Regions from separate parts of the Homo sapiens genome. Here region 1 is linked to region 2. The links are chromatin loops, found by intact Hi-C in ENCODE. Cell type or tissue: heart right ventricle. All regions are shown on one strand. Each heading gives the region's core, and the rest is flanking DNA. Links, peaks and the distances in the headings are about the cores only. Region 1 has its middle 120 kb from the start of FGF3. Region 2 overlaps ANO1 (anoctamin 1).

The links. A loop is a pair of places that touch in the nucleus more often than their neighbours do. Peaks named below come from ENCODE experiments on the same cell type or tissue, not always from the same donor. Only the 100,000 strongest peaks of a DNase experiment are listed, where the experiment ranks them.
Region 1: it touches region 2 in a loop (2.3-fold over the local background); 8 of 110 quality-filtered maps call a loop at or near these places.

The regions. Positions count from the first base shown.
Region 1 is chr11:69,937,037-69,942,408 of GRCh38, forward strand. No RefSeq gene overlaps it. Among named protein-coding and RNA genes, the nearest start is that of FGF3, 120 kb to the left of the region's middle. In heart right ventricle, for the core only: no CTCF peak of the experiment used is centred there; DNase peaks (open chromatin) are centred at 2,715 and 3,085; H3K4me3 peaks cover 1,077 bases; H3K27ac peaks cover 3,557 bases.
Region 2 is chr11:70,088,364-70,093,735 of GRCh38, forward strand. The region is part of intron 2 of ANO1 (anoctamin 1); the gene reads left to right. Among named protein-coding and RNA genes, the nearest start is that of ANO1, 13 kb to the left of the region's middle. RefSeq lists silencers at 1,296-1,466, 3,653-3,865 and an enhancer at 5,076-5,372. In heart right ventricle, for the core only: no CTCF peak of the experiment used is centred there; a DNase peak (open chromatin) is centred at 2,739; H3K27ac peaks cover 1,792 bases.

The DNA of each region.
Region 1 (5,372 bases), core at 94-5,093, 150 kb before region 2:
CTTTATTGCAGAATAGGCAAATCTGTAGAGGCAGAAAATAGATTGCATAAATGATTGCCTAGGGGTAGAGAAAGGGGAAGATGGGGAGTGACTATAAGGGCTATGGGGTGTGTTTTTGGGGTGATGAAATTGCCTAAAATTAGACTTTGGTCACTTTCTACAACTCTGTGAATGTGTACTTTAAATGGGTTAATTTTATAATATTTAAGTTATCACTCAATAAAGCCATAGAAAGAAAAGGAAAAAAAGGGTCAATTTTTCATATATATATATATATATATAAAATCCATGACACAAAAATGGATAAATTTGACTATACAAAAATTGTCATATATTAATGGCAAGGGATTCTGCAATGTCAAAAGAAAATAACTATATAAAATACAAGCCACTCGTAGCATAGATTGAGGGCTAATTTCTCTAATGAATAAGAGCTTTTATGAATTGATGAAACCAAGCGCCAGTGAATCTGGGGTAGGTTATGCAGCACTCACAAAACAGCCCGCAAATTGCAGTGGCTTAGAACTGCAAGGGTTTTTTCTGGCTTGGGGTACGTGTCTGTCTAGGGTTTGTGGACATTCTCTGCTCGTCAGGTACTCAGGGACCCCATCAAACGTTGCCAGTCCACCACACCAGGTAGAAAAGAAAGAGCTCCAAGGGCCTCCAACCGTCCATTAAATGTTCAACCTGGTAGTGAAACATTTGTAGTTACCCCATGTATATCTGTATCCCTAGGCAGCAAAGTTAATTGCAAACTTTTGAATTGTATATACATGGAAATATACCATGTGCTTTCTTCTTATTTTATTTCTTTTGAGACAAAGTCTTGCCCTGTTGCCCAGGCTGGAGTGCAGTGGCACCCTCAGCACACTGGAGTCTCCGCCTCCCAGGTTCAAGCGATTCTCCTGCCTCAGCCTCCTGAGTAGCTGGGACTACAGGTGCATGTCACCACACCTGGCTAATTTTTGTATTTTTAGTAGAGATGGGGTTTCACCATGTTGGCCAGGCTGGTCTCGAACTCCTGACTTCAGGTGATCCACCGGCCTTGGCCTCCCAAAGTGCTGGGATTACAGGCATGAACCACCATGCCCGGCCTACCAAGTGTTTTTTTCTGTTGTTTAGTTTTTTGTTTTGCTTTGTTTAACCTAACCCCCTGTTACCGACATTCATTCCAGTTGTGGCTGCACCAGTAATTCACTCATCGTCCTGGCTGCATAGTACCCCCAACGGCATGACCACGGCTGTGTATCCAGCCTTCTCCCACTTGGTTAATCCCAAGATTTTGCTGTTACAAGCAGAGAACAGCCTTGCCATGACAGCGTGCTCCGGGGACTCACTGGGTCGCAGCCCACGTGGCTACTTACAGCCCAGTGGTACCTATTTGTCTTCCAAAGTGTGATTCCAATGGACCCAGATCCCTCCACCCCGCTCTGCAGGTAGGATCTCCAGGTGCTTCCCAGCACTATTGTCAGGCATTGATAAAGGCAGACTCGTGACCTTTCAGCCGTCTTTTTGGTCCGTCTTTTTGGTACAAAATGGAATGCCTTTGTCGTGTGAATTCGCCTCCCCTAATTACTAATGAGCATTTCACCTGCTGACCGGCCACCCAGGCGTACCCTTCTCAGAGATCCCTGGTCACCTTCTTCTGTTCCCCTTTTCTATTAAATTGCTTTTCTTTTTTTTTTTTTTTTCTGAGACAGAGTCTCGCTCTGTCGCCCAGCCTGGAGTGCAGTGGCATGATCTCGGCTCACTGCAACCTCTGCCTCCCAGGTTGAAATGATTCTCCTGCCTCAGCCTCCCAAGCAGCTGGGATTACAGGCAAGCGCCATCACACCTGGCTAATTTTTGTATTTTTAGTAGAGACGGGGTTTCACCATGTTGGTCAGGCTGGTCTCAAACTCCTGACCTCGTGATCCGCCCGCTTCGGCCTCCCAAAGTGCTGGGATTACAGGCGTGAGCCACCGCGCCCGGCCTTAAATTGCTCTTTTATATCTTTTGAATTTCAAGCATGGGCACTACCTATTCAAAAACAAATGTAAAACACTGAATATATTATGGAGCTAATTGGACGTTAGAGTCCCCCATGGGGTGGGGTGGGTGATGTCATCATGCTGTGGCGTTCCCTAGGGACCTGGTCTCCACCCGGCCTCTGTCCTATCTCTGCTTTATTTTAACTTTCAAGGATGGATGTGACTTTCAGATGACTGATGGTTTCAGATTTTTTTGCTCCTTTTTTTTTTTTTTTGACATTATCCCCGGATCTTTTCAAAATAGTAATGACAGTAAAACAACAGAAAAGAACCATGTCAGAATTCTGATCACCATCATTATTAAACACACACATTCCTTTTCCTTCAACCAATACGGAGCACCTCCTATGTGCCAGGCCCCGATTTAAAGACTGCACATAAGGATATTCCTGAGCTTTTGCTTCTTTTTCTGAGCTACCTTAAGCATCCCTCAACACACACATTTCCCAGGGAGGCAGTGGCAGCTCAGAGCTCAAAGCCGTAGAGGTTCTCAGGGCCTAGAGCCCGCGGAGGCGGAACCTCAAAGCCGTGTTCATGGACTCAGGGAATTTTCAGGCTCTGCAGAGACAGTCAGACTCCCCGGCCCAAGCACCCAGGGTGTGCTGAAAGTTTAGATGTCACGTCCCTAAAACGTCAGCCTGTCTGTTTCCAGCCCACGCCGCCCCAGGCTGGACTTTGGGAAGTTCTGAACAGCCCCAGCTTCGCTGCATTCCCCAACTCCCTGCAACCCAGCGTAAACAACTCTGCACTCAGCCGCTTGGAGAGGTTGCTAGGATATTATCGCTTTGGGAAATGCAGGAACCAAGTTTGGAGAGGCTGCACAGCAGAGGGAGGGGACACAGCTGCAAAGCGCCCATCCTCCAGCCAGGCCCTCTGGGGGTTCGCCGGACCCTTGGGTGCCCAGGGTCCGAGGCAGCGCGTGGCTCCCCACCTCCCCTGGCACCACCCACACCCCCTGGCCTGTGTGCTGTGAGAAGGGGTCACTCAGTTCTGGGAGAGCCCGTGGATAGCCGAGGCCTGGGCGCTGGGCAGACTCCCAGGCTCGTTAGCGTGGCCATCCCTGGCGTATTTCCGGCCACAGTGCGAGAATGGGGAATGTTCTCTTTCATGGGCAGTGACCCCAGGATTTGCCATTTCTTATGTTTAAAGCTTGCGTTGATGGTCTGGCTGCCACCAACATTCTTCCCCCAGAGATAATGAAGTACAAAAGCCGGATGAATGTGAGCTGGGGACCCAGAGCACCCAAGGAAGGACAAGGGAACTCAGAAGAGCGGTCACTGCCCATCCCCTCCCTGGCTGTGCCTGGTCTGAGGGGCTCCAGGGCAAATCTTTCCCATTCTCCGCAGGTGCTTCCTCGGAGCCTGCACACGCACCTGGCCCTTCTCCCTGGGTTGTCTTCCATCCACCCCAAAGCCTGTGTCCACTGGGCAGGTGGAACTTCTGCTTAGGAACCTGCCCAAAGTGGGAGGAAGCTGCCCCCTGTCGCCCCCATGACAGCAGGGACCACACTAGGCTGCAGCTGCCCCTGGTCTTGACTCTGTCCCCCTGACATGAGCTCTTCCTGCACGCTTCAATTTATATTCTCCTTAGTATTCCTAAAGCTCAGCCACTGCCCACCACAAATTTTTTGTTTATGGATGTCCAGAATCTATTCAATCATTTCTCCTGTTTGTGAATGTTGAGGTTGTTTTTTGTCACTACATAAAATGCTTCAATATGTATTTCTCCAAAGTGGGATTTGAGATTTTAAAACGTGCTTATTTTTATTAGGCGTGGCCAAATTAGATTCCAAGGATTATGTAGCCCAAGCAATATCGAGCAGTATCTGTTTCCCTTATACTCCCACCAGTCCTAGGTGATGCTGGTATTTTTTGTTTTTTTAGTTTTTATTTCCTGGTTGTGTGATCGGTAAAAACAATACATCTTCGTATCGTTTTGTTTTGTTTTTAATTTTTTTATTTCCATAGGTTATTGGGGAACAGGTGGTGTTTGCTTACATGAGTAAGTTCCTTAGCGATGATTTGTGAGTTTTTGGTGCACCCATCACCCAAGCAGTATACACTGCACCCAACTTGTAGTCTTTTATCCCTCACCCCCTTCCTACCCTTTCCCCCGAGTCCCCAAAGTCCATTGTATCATTCTTATGCCTTTGCATCCTCATAGCTTAGCTCCCACTCATGAGTGAGAACACACGATGTTTAGTTTTCCATTCCTGAGTTACTTCACTTAGAATAATAGTCTCCAGTCTCATCCAGGTTGCTATAAATGCCATTGCTTCATTCCTTTTCATGGCTCAGTAGTATTCCATCGTATATATATCCCACAGTTTCTTTATCCGCTCATTGATTGACGGGCATTTGGGCTGCTTGCACATTTTTGCAATTGTGAATTGTGCTGCTGTAAACATGCGTGTGCAGGTATCTTTCTCATATAATGACTTCTTTTCCTCTGGGTAGATACCCAGCAGTGGGATTGCTGGGTCAAATGGTCTTTCTACTTCTAGTTCTTTAAGGAATCTCCACACTGTTTTCCACAGCAAATTTTTACAAAAGATGGAAAAATAGTGGACTCCTGCTCTCAGCCCCAGAGGGGCCAATGTGAGTGCAGGGGAATCACAGGAATCCCAAGACCAAGCCGCCCGAGACTGGGCTGGGCTCCCTGGGGGTGGGGCTTCTCACCCTTAGCACTACTAACACTTGGGGCTGGAACCATCTTAGTTGTAGGGGGCTGTCCCGGCCTCTCCCCACTACATGCCAATGGTACCACCCAAGTTGTGACAACCAAAAGTATCTCCAGACATAGCCAAAGTCCCCAGGGGGCAACTTCTTCCTGATGAAGAACCCCTGACCTGAGCAGCCCACCCAATCCCTGGGAAGCTCCGCAGACCCCAGATAGCAGGAAGGAGGGAGGGAGAGAGCAAGGGTCCTGTCCGGATGTCAAGCTCTGCCTACCGAGGCCCTGGCTGGGCTGCTACCTCCCCACCCACTCAACACAGGAGCCGGAGGCTCCTTCTCAGGCCAAGTGGTTAGGGTTGAGTGGGAACGGCAGGGCTGAGTGCACAGTGCCTGTCTGGAGCCGGGCAGAAAAGCAAAAGGCCTTTACGGCAAAGGGGTGCATAGGAGTCGGCCGAAGGAGGGCTGACTCATTGGGGGAAGCCATGGCAGGGCCCCATGGCCCAGGACCACTGCCTGGGCAGCATCGTCAGCTCAGGGTACCCCCGTCCACAGGCGGTGACCTTGGAAAAATCAGCAGAGCAAAGGCCAGGGACAGCCAGTGAGGGGGAGCCATGGCAGAGCTCAGACACAGGTGGTGACCCTGGAAAAATAAGCAGAGCAAAAGCCA
Region 2 (5,372 bases), core at 240-5,239:
GCTGGGCATGGTGGCATGTGTCTGTGGCCCCCCTACTCGGGAGGCTGAGGCAGGAAAATCACTTGAACCCAGGAGGCAGAGGTTGCAGTGAGCGGACATCACGCCACTGCACGCCAGCCTGGCGACAGAGTGAGACTCTGCCTCAAAAAAAAAAAAAAAAAAAAAGAAGAAGAAGACAGGGCAGCAGACAAAAACACTGTTCTTGTTAAGGTGGGGTAGAAATTGCTTTTGAACAGAGTTAGGGAGCCCTGACCTGCTCCTCTGGCCATGTCTGCTCTGGGAGAGGGTCTGGCCTTCACAGCCATGACCTTCAGAGTCAGAGCATCGCCTGCTTCTGGTCAGCTCCTTTCCTGGGAAGATTTGCCAATCGGGGGAGGGAGGACAAAGCTCTCCTGGGAGTCTTCCTGGATGGGGTCGGCCCTTCTCTGGGCCTCAGTTTCTCGTCTGTAGAGTGAGATGTGGGTCCAGCTGAGCCCTGGGAGTCGTTGGTGCTCTGAAGTCCGTGGCTCTGTAACACTGTGCTCTGAAGCCCTGCTCCCTAGCAAAGCCTACGAATCTTCCTAGAAGAAAGATTTCAAAAGAGAACAAAAGGTCGACCCCCCTCGAGTGCCTGGCTGCTGCGGGGCCGAGGGTGCAGCTGTGTGCAGAGAGAATGACTTTAGCAGCCCTAGCACAGCGGTGCTTCCTTCAGCGGCTCTGCTGGCTGCTGTGTGCTCTCTGGCTGTCATCTTAACCTCTCTGTGCACGGGAACCCTTCCTTCCATGAATATTGGGTGAAGGGCCCCAGCCTACAGAGCCATCACTGTGCGGATTACCCAAGAATCGACAAAGTCTCTAAAACACATCGAAAACAGAAAAAGTTGTCGGCAGGTTAACTTAGAAACCATGGAGTCCCCAGTGGATGTTGAAAATGAACGTTGGCTTTGGTTTGAAATTTCATCCACAGGCACCACCATGTCCTTAAATGCTTTTGGTCCAGTGATAAGAATGTCCTCGGAGTATTTAGACCAAAAAGCAGGTTAATTAGGGAACCTGGAGTGGAAACGCCTCTGTTTTGTGACAAGTAGATATGACTTTCCTTGAAATCAATGGAACGTGCTCCATGGGGCCTCCCTGGACCTTGGCCTAGTGAGTCAAAGGGTCTTGTTGAACCTGGGGCATCTGTCTGGGTCTCCTTTCACCTTCCTGAGGTCTGGCCACCCGGCAGGAGATTGTGAGTTCGGCCACCCAGATGGGTCCCTCTGGAGTTTTGAGGGCAGGTGAGGAGCCTTACAAGTTTTGATGATCAGGAAGCAAAGTTTGATCCTGACAAGGATTCAGAGACTTTCTCCCTGCCTTTGGGGGCAGCTGCCAGGGAACAGTGTCCTGCCCGACTTTGTCTTAGACACTTGGAACAGGCGAGCAGTGGATTCCTGATGGGTTTTCGCACGGTCCTGCCCTCCAGCCCTGTGGCTTTCAGAACAATGCGGCTACTATACAGGGTTTGTTTCAGCATGTCAACTTAGAACTGGAGGAAGGAATCGGCTCCATCAGGGAAGCTTGGCGGCCGAGGCCACTCTCTGGGAGCTGAGGCCGAGAGAGCTGGATTTTGAGCTTCATGGTCCTTGTGTCTCATCTGTTCCCCAGGGTTTGTTTGTTTGTTTGTTTGTTTGTTTGTTTGTTTGTTTGTTTGTTTTGAGGCGGAATCTCACTCTGTTGCCCAGGCTGGAGTGCAGTGGCACAATCTCGGCTCACTGCAAGCTCCGCCTCCCGAGTTCACGCCTTCTCCTGCCTCAGCGGGACTACAGGCGCCCGCCGTCACGCCCAGCTAATTTTTTGTATTTTTAGTAGAGACAGGGTTTCACTGTGTTAGCCAGGATGGTCTCGATCTCCTGATCTCGTGGTCCGCCCGCCTTGGCCTCCCAAAGTGCTGGGATTACAGGCGTGAGCCACCGCGCCTGGCCCCTCCCCAGGGGATTTTACACTCCATCCTCATTCTTTCCTGACTACAACTTTGAGATCTTAACGCTCAACAGGAACTTCTGGGGTCTAGTAATTCTGACTGACTTCTGCCAGATCCCAGACCCTCCACTTATCCTGATGGAAAAGCTAGGCCTCAGTTTCCCCATTTGTAAAATGGAGATAGCAAGAGTATTTGCATCACTGAGTTATCATAAGTAACCTTTGCAAAGTGCTTAATTCAGAGTCTGGCCTGTGGCAGATGCTTGGCTGATATTGTGTCATATATTATTGTTCATACTGAAGCGGCAAGAAGGACGAGAAAAGACCCTTTCCAAGTCTCATTAAATACTATCTCATAAATATCTTTTTAAATATTTTATATTCTCTATCATGACTTTGAGCTAAAAAGCAAAACATAAGGACATTGGTTACTGTCACCAAAATGATCTAGTTTTTAACCAGTGAAATGACCCCAACTTTTCACTGGTAACTTGGCTCAAGGGCTAAAAGAGGCTTTTCAGCAGTTGATCTGGCCATGTTTAAGATGAAACCGTGATTGTGGGGTAGAAACGTCCATTCAAGTTTTCAAAGGGCTGAAGTTGAGATGTTCCCACATCCCTGCTGGAGCCTCTCAAATCATAAGCTGTTTTATGAAGGCTTCCTGGAAACCCCAGAGCTCTCATCTGAGCTGCACCAGCCCCTAGGGCTGTTGGAAGGAGCGATGGTTTGGGCGGCCTGTTCTCCTGGAGAGGGGCAGAGCCAGAATCTATTAAAAGGCTGCTTGGGCACACGCAGCGTCTGAAGTGTGTGTGGGCCCCTGCCAGCGTGGTTAGCAGACAGAGCTGCTGCCGTGTTCATTTCAGGGGGAAGAAGCACTCTTGGGAATGAACCTTTCCCGGAGGGGTGCTCAGATTACAACGAGCAAAGGGTTTGCGATTTTGAAAATAAGATCACCTCCAAGAGAGTCCAGTTGCACAATCTTACCCAACTGGAAGCAAAATTCAGGGCTTATGTGAGCTTTCCTGGGGAGAAAAATCCACAGAGTCTATCAGATTCTCACACTGTCTATGACACCCACCCCCAAAATTATGACTGGTTGCTTTGAAGCAGGTGATATTTAACAGCATCCCCGGCCTCTACCTGGCCAGTAGCACCTCCCTCCCCAAGTTGTGAAAGCAAACCAGAAATGTCCCCAGACATTGCCAGTGTACGTGGGGGGCAAAACCACCCCCAGTTGAGAATCCCTGCACTGAAGGCTGGATGAGGAGGCAGAGGGAGAAGAGGACATGGAGGGAGAGAAAGGGGGACAGATGAGCAAGACGGTCCCCTGAGGGGTGCCAGCCACCTCTGGGACCATCTGCTGTGGCCAGGACTGTGCAGCAGTCATGGAGGCCACTGGCTGTGCAGGTGTGACCTGGCCTTTGTTCCTGGGGCGCCGGTGGGTGGGACACACTGTGTCACTCCTGGGCAAAGTGTGCTGCGAGCCCCACACAGGAGTGAGCAACCCCTATGCCCCGTGCGTGCCTCCTCACTGAGTCGGGAGGTTCATTGTGTTGAGACATCTTGTGACAACCTGGCAGATGGGCTTGGCTGAGTGCACAACGGGGCCAGTTCTTGGAGATCGGATAACAGCTATGTCATGCCCTGCACCTGCACAGGCTGGGGGCTTAAAACAACACAGATGGATGCTGTCATAGCTTTGGAGGTGAGAAGTGCACAATCAAGGTGCCAGCAGGGCCGCGCTCCCTCTAAGACTCCAGGGGAGGATCCTTCCTGCCTTTACCAGCTCCTGGGTCTCCAAGTGTTCCTTGGCTAGTGGCCGCATCACTCTAATCTCAGCCTCTGTGGTCACTCGGCCCTCTCTGTTGTGTGTCTCTGTTGTGTGTCTTCTTCTTGTAAGGACACCAGTCATTCTATTTGGGGCCCACCCCTACGACTTTATCTTAACTCGGTTACATCTGCAAAGACCCTGTTTCCAAGTGAGATCACATTGATAAGTGCCAGGAGTTAGGACTTGAACATATCTTTGTAGGGGACACCACTCAGCCCACTCCAGTAGCTGAGATGCTGCACTGGGCAGGTAATCCTGGAGTTGGCTGCCTTGGATGGGGCAGGCTGGAGCACGCGGGTAGCAGCATGGGGCAGGGTCATGGCTGAGGGCCAGGGAAGGTCTGGGGGAGTGACAGCTTCCAGCTTTGGCCTGGTCTGCCTTGCTGCAGGACCCAGGATGCACACAGGAACTCCTGGGGGTCTTGTCAAAATGCAGGCTCTGGCTCAGCTGGTCTGGGGGACCCAGCACCTGGGGTGGCTGAGGCTCTGGTCCTTCCCAGACCATGCTTTGAGATGTGAGGAGTGTGGGAAGGGCCTTTTGCACAAGCCAGGAGAGGCTTCCCCAGAGCAAGACCCCCAGTATCCACATGAGCCCCTGGAGCACTGTGTGGTACCCCAAGGGTGACCCCAGACCAAGACCCCAGGGCCGGCTCCAGAGAGCCAAGAGCCTGTTGAGGTCGGAGCCATGTCCCAAAGAGAGACCCAGGGGTGGGTCAAGAAGGCATGGGCACTCAGATCCACAGGGCGGCCTTCAAAGTGGGTTTACAGGAGGGGCCCAGAGACCTCAGGACAGCACTGCAGGGCAGGAAAGGGCAGGAAAAGAGAAGGGCCCTGAGGCAGGGCCTTCCTTCTCTCTCTCCCTCCTTCTCTCTCTCCCTCTTGATCTCCCTTTCTCTCTGTCCTCCTCCTCACCTCTTATTCACCTCTACCTCTCTATCTCTCTCTCTCACTTCTCTCTGTCTCTCTCCCTCTGTCTCTCTGTCCTTTCTCTTTTCCTCTCTCTGTCTCTCTCTCCCTTCTGTCTCCTCTCCCTCTCTATCATTCCCTTTCTCTCTTCTCTCTCTCCTTTCTTCCCCCTCTCTCTCTCTTCCCACCTCCCTCTTTTTCACTCTACCCCCTCTCACTTTCTCTCTCTCCCCCTCTCTCTCTCCTTCTCCCTCCCTCTCTGTCTCCATCTCTTTCCCTCTCCCTCCCCTTCTCTCTCCCTCCCTTTGACAGCCATGGGGTCAGCTTTCAGGGTTCCCATTAAAGGGACTAAAGAAGATATGGCCAACATGTTTTCTTGCAACTAAGACCCATTAGCCTTTTTGAAGTCCAGCCTCAAAGCCTGCTGGACATTATTTATGTCCATGGGGTCATTGCGGAGAACGCCACACACTAAACTCTTGGCTGTGTGTGCTGGGGGGCGGCTGAGGCCCACACTGCCCTGATGTTGAACCTGACCCAGGCTTTGGTAGATCCTGAGAAGGCCGTGGACATTGGAACCCTATAAAAGTCTGTTTGCTTTCATGTCGCTGCCCAGGGCTCAAGTCTGTACCCCACTGGCTCGCCGCTGGTTCTCCACATGCATCCCCGTAGTGGGTGGGGCTGTCCCCGCAGCA